3 separate regions of the Homo sapiens genome follow, and all the other regions are linked to region 1. The links are chromatin loops, found by intact Hi-C in ENCODE. Cell type or tissue: PC-9. All regions are shown on one strand. Links, peaks and the distances in the headings refer to the core of each region. The heading gives the core; the rest is flanking DNA.

Region 1 (3,606 bases), core at 681-3,180:
CGAGGCAGGTGGATCAGCTGATGTCAGGAGTTCAAAACCAGCCTGGCCAAGAAGGTGAAACCCTATCTCTACTAAAAATAGAAAAAGAAAAAAAAATAGCTGGGCGTGGTGGCGCACGCCTGTAATCCCAGCTACTCTGGAGGCTAAGGCAGGAGAATTGCTTGAACGCGGGAGGCAGAGGTTGCAGTGAGCCAAGATCGCACCACTGCACTCCAGCCTGGGCAACAGAGAGACTCCGTCAAAAAAAAAGAATGTCCAAAATAAATACTGACAACACAGAGTGTTGACAAGGATGCTGAGTAAGTAGAATTCACATACATGATGGCTGGAATTGGAAAATGCTACAGCAACTCTGGATAATAGCTTGGCAGTTTCCTTATAAAGTGAAACATACATCTACGCTATAACTCCACAAGGCCGATCCTGAGTATTTACCCCAGGAAAATGAAAATGTATGTTCACATGAAACTGATAAACAAAACTTCAGAGTAGCTTTTTTTTTTTTTTTTTTTTTTTTTTTACACAGTAGCTTCAAACTGAAAATAACTTGAATGTCCCTCAATGAGTGAAAGGGTAAATAAACTGTGATACCACATATGATGGAACACTATTCAGTCATAAAAAAGAACAACTTAGATAACTCTGTGCTGAGTAAGAGATGCCAGTTTCAAAAGACAAAAGCACAATGGTGGAGAAGAGATTAGTGATTGCCAGGGATTATGGTGGAGGGAGGGGTGAATATAAAGGGACAGCATGGGGAAGCTTTGGGGGGTTATGGCACTGTTTCGTATCCTCTTTGTGGTGGTTACACAAATCTATACATATGTGGAAATCCATAGAGCTGTACATCAAAGAAAAAAGTCAACTTTACTATAGGATAATTTGGAAAATAATTTTTTTAAAGGCCAATGCATTCCTATTTGACTTTTCTATTCACAGTTTGTTGTCAATCTCTTCTTTACTGAACTGATGACATCCTGTTTTCACTAACACTGCTTGCCTGGCGGGGAGATATGAGGCATGTGTGAGGCATTGCAGATACAAAGATGAGTCAGGCAGAGGCTCATGCACAGGGCTCACCACCTGGGCAAGGAAATGAGACAGGGAAGTGAAGAGACGTCAACAATTTATGCTACAGAAATTCAAGGGGTGAGAAATCCCTGATCACTATGGGAAGTGTAAGCACAAAGCGTGTTTTCTTAACTCAACCAAGAAGGAATAATTGGTTCTGTTTACTGTTTCCTTACCAAATATATTTTTTGGTAATTTTGAAGACTCCCTTGCTTTGACCAAAAAATATTAAATTTAAAAATCTCATTAGTTGATAGGAACAGTGCCTGCTGGGTTGTAAATTTATTGAAACATGGCCTGTCCTAACCAGCACTCTGACACATAGAAGTCCCGTCACTCATTATATAAATCCATTTATTAAATAAATGGATGAAAGATAACATCATGAGCACAATATTTGAATCATTGCTAGTCATTGCGGTATTATTTTGTATTTAGTTGTCATATTCATCAGTATAGCTTCTGTCATAGTCATTTGGAGATGAAACATATTTTAATTAATATGTGCCCACTTCATTCTGAGGCTCTGTAGGTGGCACTCCCCAGGGGAAAGTCCCTAAAAGTGAGTCACCGTGATTATTCATGTCCTGTGGCATCAGTCTTTGAAACCAATATCTACAGGAAATAAATACCAGGAATGTGAATGCAGATGCCTTGAGAAGACCACTAATCCTGCTATGATAAGTAACTGGGCAGTTATTCAAGTGGGGTGTTTTTAGTGCCATGGAAACAGACAGAGTCGGTGTTTTCCAAGGGAAAGTGTTTTAAATCCAGAGTCCTGCCTAATCTGGATATAAATATGCTGACTGTTATGAATCTAGCTTCCTAAACCAAGCCCTACCTTAATTTCCTCATATGTGAGGTAAAGGTCACCCACCACAGTCTGGTGTGAATTCATGGCAATTAAGGTTCTTACTTAGAAGAAGTCATTATTTTTATTCCCATCTGGGCAGAAGTCAAGTTCAAAGTCAGAGTTGTATCAGGGTTCAGCTTCTGTGATCAGTCAGACCATTTATGTTTAGAAGTGAGTTTTCTAAAGTAAGTGCTAAGTATTTTAGGCAAAGAAACCCAGCTGTGAAAATACTGCTAACATTTGTACAGTTGTTTTATATGTGGATTTATTTTTACTTGCACTTACTTTAGTGCGATTCTTTGCAGAGAAGTTCCTCTTCCCCTCCTCTCCTTCCCCGTCACTGCCTCTGGCTGCCTCTCGTGGGTCATTTGAGAAATGACAGTCTCTCTCTAATCCTTATGGGTCACAAGTGTTCTGCATCATGGCACACCCTTGACTAATTAGCATTAATAAGTGATGCTGGGAGAAAGAACCCTGGAGAAAAAGCAGAAGGCTTGTTTTTGCCAAATTGGAATTGACCCAGCTAGCAAAATTTTCCAGCGTACTTTCTTACTCTCTTGCCTCTTGTGTGTTCTTGCTGCCTAAACATACGTTTCTGACATGAGGTCTTGGACAGCCCATGAAATACACTGCCCTGCATACCTTTTGTTCCAGGGGGCATGGGGACTTTATTTATTTAATAAACTTTTCCTAAACTGTTTACTGTGTGCAGGCCATAAGGGATAATAAGACATCATTTCTGCCTCCTACCTTTTTATGTTGTTTTAGCACAGATATGGCAAAGATATATCTAACTATATATTAGTTATTGAGCACCTACTGTGTGAAAGGCATTGGGCTAGGTACAAATAGAAGAGCCTTGCAGAATAAACAGGACTTCAATAGGCAGGGAACCAAAATAGGACAGGCCAGGTAGGCTGCGCAGTAAAAGGAAAAGCTCAAAGGCAGGAAAGTAAAAGTCCAATTAGAGGGCTCTGCGTAGGGAATCCAAAGCAAAAGGGCTTAGTGGGAACTTCTGGGTCTATAACCAAAAGCAGGGTTTCAAAGAGATATTTACTTCATCCATGTTCATAGCAGCCATATTCATAATAGCCAAAACAAGGAAGCAACCCAAATGTCCATCAGTGGACGAAAGGATAAACAAAATAGCCTTAAAAAGGAAGAAAATCCTGCCATACACTACAACATGGATAAGCCTTGAGGACAGGATGCTAATGAAATGAGCTACTCATCAAAAGAAAATACTGCATGATTCCACTTACATGATATAGTTGAGAAATCACAGTCATAGAAACAGAATATAGAATGGTGTTTTTCAGGGGCTGTAGGGGAGGAGAGAAAGAGGAGTCATTGTTTAATGGGTATAGAATTTTAGTTTTACAGGACAAAAATTTATGGACATGGATGGGGTGATGGATGTGCATTATGAATGTATTTAGTAACACTAAACTGTACACTTAAAATGGTAAAAACTGTAAATTTTATGTGTATTTTACCACAATAAAAAATGGAAAAAAATGGGCATAGTGGAAAAACTCAGGGTTCAAATCCTACCTCTTTCCCTTATGCACTGGTTCTTCATATACAGACTAAAAATAACAATTGCACTTTTCAGGGTTGTTGTAGGTATTTAAGAAAATCCACTTAATACATGCAGGCGGAGGTTAAAGATAGTTTTTCGT
Region 2 (3,606 bases), core at 379-2,878, 100 kb before region 1:
TAGACCTGCAGTATCCACAAAGAAAAGATGATCTGGGACGTCCTCTGATCTTGCGTGTGGAGGATCCTTTGCCAGCTTTAGAGGAAGACAAGACATAGGGAGAAAAGGTTTTTGTTGTGGTTTGTTTTTTTTACTGCGACCTGAAATCCGCCTTACCAAAACCCATTCCAGAGAACTTTAGCCTTGGCTTCAGCCAAACAGGCAATGAAGTGTAACTTTTCAGTGACTATTTCGGTTCCAAAACCCTTGTATATATGGATTTATTTGGAAAAATAAAGCCTTAAAATAGAAGTCCAAGCTTATCATGTGCAGGCCTTTTCCTGCCAACTTATAAGCAACAAACTGGTGTATTTCTTCTTCCTCTTTGAGATAGAGTACATTCCAAGAGGAAGTCGATGTCAAGTATTTGGATAAACAGCTAAGATTTGAGAACCAGCTCTCCAGCAATGGGGGAGGTTTTCTCTAATATGTCCTAAGGCTGGTGTGCTACAGGTTTGTAGCAATTATTTCTTTTTTTAAAAAGCATTTTCTTCTCATTAGGGAAAAGACTTCTTGAATGAACTAAAGGGGACAGATGGAGACTTGGAACATTGTCATCACCCTTGAGCCTCTGTAACTATGATTTCTAGGGCACTCAGGTAGTTTATTGGGCAGTCATCCGAGGGGAAACTAAACACATGTTAACATGGACTGGCAGCCCCTAGTCTAAATTCTTTCAGCCAGTGGTCCCCAACCTTTTTGGTACCAGGGATCGATTTTATTGAAGACAATTTTTTCCATGGATGAGGTTGGGTGGGGGATGGTTTCGGGATGAAACTGTTCCACCTCAGGTCCTCAGGCATTAGAGTCTCGTAAGAAGCACGTGACCTAGATCCCTGGCATGCGCAGTTCACAATAGGGTTCGCGTTCTTACGAAAATCTAATGCCGTGGCTGATCTGACAGGAGGCGAACCTCAGGCGGTAATGTTTCCTCGCCTTCCACTCACCTCCTCTGTATGGCCCGATTCCTAACAGGCTACTGACTGGTACAGGTCTGTGGCATTTGGGGACGGGGACTCCTGCTTTAAGCCATAGGGTAGCAATGCTTCATTTCCATCCAGAAAAGAGGAGAAAGCGCAAGGGATGGTTGTTGCAAAATCATGTTCCCCATCAAGGGAGTCTCTTGGAGACAGTGGAGTCACATAACCAGCATGGTGACAGCAGGAATCAAGCCAGCTCCTGAACCCAAGTAGGAAAGCAGGTGACTGAATGGCAAAAACTGCCAGATACAAATATTTTCTTTTGTGCTTCTCTGTTTTTGAAGCAGCTCATGCCCTGGGAAGATGAGGATGTCTTACAATTGTTTCCATTTAGTGATGCAGAAACTGTCACAACAATGAGTCACTGTTCTGTACAAAAGAGACCTTTGGTGGTGGAAAACTGGTGTGTGTGTGTGTGTGTGTCTGTGTGTGTGTGTGTGAGAGAGAGAGAGAGAGATTGCTCAAATTGCCATTGCCTAATCAGCCAGTAGTGATTGAATGGAGAAAGCCTTTGAACCAGATCTCAGATTCAGGGTGCTTTCATGGAGCAAAGAGAAAAAGACTGAGAAATTCACTATGGTGAGTATTGAGGTTGTACTGCAGCTCAGTCTGGAGAATTGAAGGCTCCTTCCTGAAAGGGTATGGGGACATAGAGAAAGATAGCATCAGTGGATCAAAGCTACCACATTTTTGCGGTTAGATGGAGATTACAGTAGGGAGTGACAGAGATAAAATGTTAAAAACCTCCAACATTCCAGTTTAGACACAGCCCCTCCCCTTTCTGGCCATAGTGACCGCTCTCTGGCAAGCACTGCCCAGGGAAGATAAATCAGTTAGCCAGTGGCCTAAGGGTTAGGACTTTAAAAAACAACAACAATAAAAAAACCAAGAAGTTATAAACCGTGAGTCCACAAGTGGCCCCAGGAGACTTGCCTTCTGCATTCTCTCTGTCTGCGCAGGACTGTGAGGCATCTCTGGGAAGCCATCAGCTCTCAGGGGCAGGCACAGGAAACAGCTCTTCTTGTTGGCAAAATCCAGTTCGGTGGTTTGGAACAGGGTAGACAGAGAAACAAACAAGTGTTTGTTCATAGGCTGAGACCTAGGGGGTGTATAAGGAGTAATGATCCTATCACCTAAGGAGGATGAATTCTGGGTCATTTTATGAACTGTCTTCCTTAGAAAAGCCTCCGAAGCAACTGGCAGATGAAAACTGGAAACTATTTTGAGCTGGGATCAGGGAGTCCAGGGAGCTCAGCAGACCAGGTTACTGCCACTGCCACTCACTAATTAAGCACATGGACAAATTGCTGCCTTTTCTTGGCCTCTTTTCCTCCTCATAAACAGATGAATCCAAAACTTTTCTAAATCCAAAACTCACCAGTTACTTTTCCTCTTGTCTGCTGATCTTTACTTTTTTTTTTTTTCTATGACACTGCATTTTTCCCCCCTGATGTCAGGATCCAAGAGAAAGTGAAAACCTTTCTCCTGATACGGTCAATACTGGAGAACTGGGAACAATGTCAGAATGACCGGCCACCCTGAGCCAGCCCCTTCAATGGCACTGCCCCTGGGGGCTGTTCAACATATAAACTGGGGCCATTTAACATATAAACTGAATTCAAAAGTTACTTCATGTTCTACAAAAAGAATATGTTTTATTTTTAATTTACCTTCATTTTCAAAAAAATCAAGATTCTCTCTTTAAGGTGCCCCGGGCCCTATGTGTCATGCAGTACCCATTTGCAGAAACATCTTCTGTCACCAAGAGTTTCGGAGACAGTTTTTGTAGAGTTCCAGGCCTCAGTTTCTCTCTCTGTTGCAGGGAAATAATCAGACTTACCTGCCATCAGCTGCTCTGAGGTTTTTTGTGAGCTTCTCAGCTGACAGTTTTAAAAAGTAAAAACTATCCTTATATGTGATTACGTATCTTCTCAAATAAGACTTTCTTACATCTGCAGAGACTGTTTAGTCTCTTAGTCTTTTCTAGAATTCTGGGTTACGTTTAAAACAAGCACTACGTTTTATATTAATACCAAAGCTTTGAAACCACCGTGGTTAATGACTCTACCAGCTGCTTTTTGTCGTCTTTAATAGTGACCTCTTTTTAGGAATAACTGCCACCTAATACCTTCCTCTCAAAGACTAGGTCAACAGAGAGTCATTTGGCTGATTTTTCCATCAACAAGCTAGGGGGCTGGGGGTTAGCACAAACTGGTTGTAACCATTTTATTCTTCAGCCTCTCTCTGTGCCTGTGCCTCAATATTTCTCCAATGAATGCTAGTAGCCTCAGGATGCAGTACAATGATGATACTATCCTGCCCTCCGAAGAAAAGGCACTGTTTTCCTGCCTGCTTCCCTCCAAAGCATAAACACACAAACCGTATGCTGATAGCATCATTGTTACAAATACAAGCTTGAGATATTTAAATATTTGTGTTTAGATTCCATCTTTATCCATCACTCTTTTGCCTTTGTACAATTATGAAATGCAGATATTTTCATTCAATATCAAAGCATCCATCCAGCCTCTTAGGAGAAATGCTGGCTTAGTTAGTGAAGTCAAAGCTTTTATGCCTTGAGTATTAA
Region 3 (3,606 bases), core at 379-2,878, 370 kb after region 1:
CTGTTCACTGCTTGAGATTTCTAGCAAGTTCCACCCAAGGAGTGAGCCCACATCACATTTGTACAAATGTGTTCTTGCTGGATTGGCAGCTGAGGATAGGGCATTGGGTTGGGAGTTGAAGGAAGCAGATTTCAGCTATAGAGCTCCTGATGTGAAGAGACTTGTTTCTATGGCATTTTGTTCTCCAAGTCTCCAGACTTTTTCTTTTTCTCTTGTGATTTTTTTATCCTATGGAACATCCAAGAGCAGTGTAATCCATTCAAGGGCACAGCCCTGAGGCCACTGAGATATTTGCTAAGTGGGTTGTGGCATGACTTACATGTTTACAATTGGAAGAGCCAGCAGTAGGGGGTCTGCCTATGTCATGAGGTTCTAGAAATGTCCCCGACTTGGATTTGGGAAATCATCCATGGCATGGTGAGACATGCTCAAGTGTCATCTGGGAGACCACAGGAAACTCTGCTCATTGAACAGCACATCATGAGTTGTGGTCTTAGTGTGACCTACAGCAAAATCCCAATTGTGGGCAAGGTTGAAAGCAAGAATTTAAAGCAGGAAGAAAGCATAAGGCTGGCTAGAGGGAGGGGCTAGAGTCTCAAGCTACGAACAATATGAAGGTGTCAGAGGCCCACAGTTGGTTTTGGTTGGGAGCAGACATAGCTGATGAGGTAGACATGATGTCTTAAAGTTGCTGGTCCAGATCAAATAACACGGAGCAAAGCAAATTATAGAGATGGAAGTGAGCTAGTAAATACCATGTGGCCACATAATATACAAGTGTCATAACACGGATGAAAAGGAGAAAGTTCACTTGATTAACCAGATGTCTTATCTACAGGAAACCAAACCTCTGCCTACATGAAAATGTTCGAGTCATTAATTAAATTTTTCATGTTCCTCCGGCGATACAGAGAGAGCCTGAGAAATTATATGATAAGAAGAGAGAACAAAGAACTAGAATTTCCCTTTTCAGAATGATTTTTATCACTTTTTTTTTGTCTGAGTCTTATGTCTGCCCTCTCATCTTCGGTACTTGATTAACTAAAGGTCACTTCCTGGTTTCACATTGCCAGAGCTCTCACTGGACTTCCTCCCGGGTCGAACTCCTCGGTGCTTCTTGCCTAACTGAATTTTCTCCAACACGGTCTCCTTGCACCATTATTTTGTCCATTTATCTGCCCTCAGAACACCCTCCAAAGCCTTCTTAACTTTCTGAGAGCCTGGGCCTAAGGCCCATCCAAGGAGGCCCTTCATTCCCAAGGGGAAAGGGGGTGGAATAAAAGAACATATATTTGCAAATAATAAAGAAACAGGGAGTCATTTCTGACATGTTTGCTTGGGGAACAAAAATTAGCTATCTCATAGCTAAAGGTTAAAGGACTCAAAGACCCCATTCTTTATAACCCTTTGAAGACAGTTTGGAGCTAGGAAAAGAAAAAAAAAGGACACACACACACACACACACACACACACACACACACACACCACACACACATGAAGAATATCTAATTTTGTGAATGTCATTTTCAAATTCAAGTCTCAAATGTTCCCTGAGGCTAGTGGATTGCAAAGGCAGCACAGTGATGAAAACTTAATAAAATACCCAGAAAGATCATAGATCACACTGGCTCATCAGCTGTCATAGGTAAGGAAAAAATAATGACATTAGTCTAATATTTAGGAAGTTCTTGGCCATGTTTCATTCTCTGCAATGACAGCTACCCTGGCTTCAAACTTCATCACTGTCCACCATGAGCTCATCTGCGGTCTCTGGTCATTTCTGCCATACACTTTCTTCTTTCTGCCTCTGTTTAAAAAATGTGTTTAACCACAAAATCTATGCATGTCGATGTCTTTATGTCATGACTTTAGTCATTTCCCATTCCAGGCTCTCATCTTTTCCAGCCCATTTCCTCTGCCACCAGTTATACCAGAAATATGGGTTTATATAAATGGCATCTATTAAGACATTCCCTGGCTTCCTCATTCCTGTAGGACAGGCTGAAGCCCTTTGAATGGAATACAAAGACTTTGCAATAGAAACTGACTTATTTTACAGCCTCACTTCTTGTCACTGTGCCTCTGACCTTTTTTGTCCTCTTGCCCCCACCTTTACCATGATCTATGTTGCCACAATCACAAACATGTGGGACTCATTGACTTCTCCATGCTTTAGCATGTGCTTTTCTGGAATGCCCTCTCTCTTTTTCTCCTTGTGATCAAAGATGATTTGGCCTCCACTGCTTTCAAGTGTCCTCATCTCAGAAGTCTTTCCTAAATTTATGCTGGGATAATTGCTTTGATCTCCAGAGATACGGTATCATACTGGAACTGTTGTTAGCACATCTGGGATCTACTCCTAGTCCCGTCTTTACTCAAAGACACACTGAACTGAGAACTCCTCACTTTTGCACCCCCTTTTGTTTTACAGTGCTTGACACCATGTGCTCAATTAATGTTAAATGAAGAAAAGAATAATGAAGAAATGGGACACAATCAACCCAAAAGGAGTGGAAAGGCTGTGTGTTGTCTTCATCTGAGCAAAGCTTGTCTTGGCATCAGGTGCTGGATACACACCCCTTATGCCTTCTCTCAGAGCTCCCAGAACAACTTACTTTGAGAGATTAGTCCATCATTGACTTATTTCCTGCTTGATTTCCTACTTGAAGTTCATTTCCTCATTGTACTTTCTATGTGTATGTATATCTAGTGTGACCTCAATTTTTCATTTGAAGGTAATGACCTCCCTAAAGGAGGCTGGAAAACCTTCCCATCTTATCCCATAAACACCCATTCTCAGAAGTCCAGGATCAGCAGGTATTACTTCTCCAAAGTCCACATCCTGAGAAAGTCACAAGAACAAATTTATCAGTCTTCTTCTGCCTTGCTCTTGGGAGCGTTTGTTAACACAATTTTCTAGAAAGGAACTTAGAAAACTGTATCCAGAGTCTTCAAAACCTTCCATCGTTTGATTCAGCAATCTCACTTCAGTGATGGGAGAAAATATATATTCATAGGTGCTCATCTCAGAATTATTTATATTAGAAAACAATTTAAGGTAATGGTTTAAGTAATGGCACAAGCATTAGTCAGTAAAAATTATATCTTAGAAAAATATTTAATGACATTCCCACAATGGTCAGGTTAACCTGTTAATGAAAAAACAAACACCATCACTACTATTTTTTCCATCCTCATAGCTGCCAATGTAAAATAGTTGGAGGCTTTTTCTTTTTGACCCCAGGCATAGCCTCATCCTGAACAGTGGAAGAGAAGACCCTGCTCAGTCAGCTGATTTAAGCCTAAAGCTCACAAGATTACTCTAAGCTACTCCAATGACCCCTTTCTACCTTTCTGCCTCCACACTGGGACACTATGGCTCCCTGGGGTGTGAGGTGACACCCCTCTGCTGGTTCTGCAAAGTACCCTGTCACCTGCTGCTATACTCCTGATATTCCTGAAAGATGAAACAGGTGTTTGCTCCCAGCCTGAATCAAGTTTGCATTCCTGCTTCCAAGAGCCAGAAGAGTACTGCCAGACCACTGCTTTCCCAAAGCCTTGAAACTGACCCTGCCCACTCTGGCCCCGCTTTGCCTCCAGACAAAG

What was found. Peaks named below come from ENCODE experiments on the same cell type or tissue, not always from the same donor. Only the 100,000 strongest peaks of a DNase experiment are listed, where the experiment ranks them.
Region 2: it touches region 1 in a loop (7-fold over the local background); 8 of 110 quality-filtered maps call a loop at or near these places.
Region 3: it touches region 1 in a loop (13-fold over the local background); 2 of 110 quality-filtered maps call a loop at or near these places.

The regions. Positions count from the first base shown.
Region 1 is chr1:221,438,505-221,442,110 of GRCh38, forward strand. All of the region lies in intron 3 of LOC105372932 (a long non-coding RNA gene), which reads left to right. Among named protein-coding and RNA genes, the nearest start is that of LINC02817, 100 kb to the left of the region's middle. RefSeq lists an enhancer at 1,200-2,399. In PC-9, for the core only: no CTCF peak of the experiment used is centred there; DNase peaks (open chromatin) are centred at 1,057 and 1,707; H3K4me3 peaks cover 279 bases; H3K27ac peaks cover 2,487 bases.
Region 2 is chr1:221,333,911-221,337,516 of GRCh38, forward strand. LINC02817 (long intergenic non-protein coding RNA 2817) reads right to left here and starts at 2,386. Exons shown (of 2, transcript NR_024236.1): 1 at 1,953-2,386; 2 at 1-75. The region is part of intron 2 of LOC105372932 (a long non-coding RNA gene); the gene reads left to right. RefSeq lists an enhancer at 1,516-2,715. In PC-9, for the core only: no CTCF peak of the experiment used is centred there; a DNase peak (open chromatin) is centred at 1,691; H3K4me3 peaks cover 357 bases; H3K27ac peaks cover 2,219 bases.
Region 3 is chr1:221,808,770-221,812,375 of GRCh38, forward strand. No RefSeq gene overlaps it. Among named protein-coding and RNA genes, the nearest start is that of LINC01655, 30 kb to the right of the region's middle. In PC-9, for the core only: no CTCF peak of the experiment used is centred there; a DNase peak (open chromatin) is centred at 1,932; H3K4me3 peaks cover 444 bases; H3K27ac peaks cover 2,328 bases.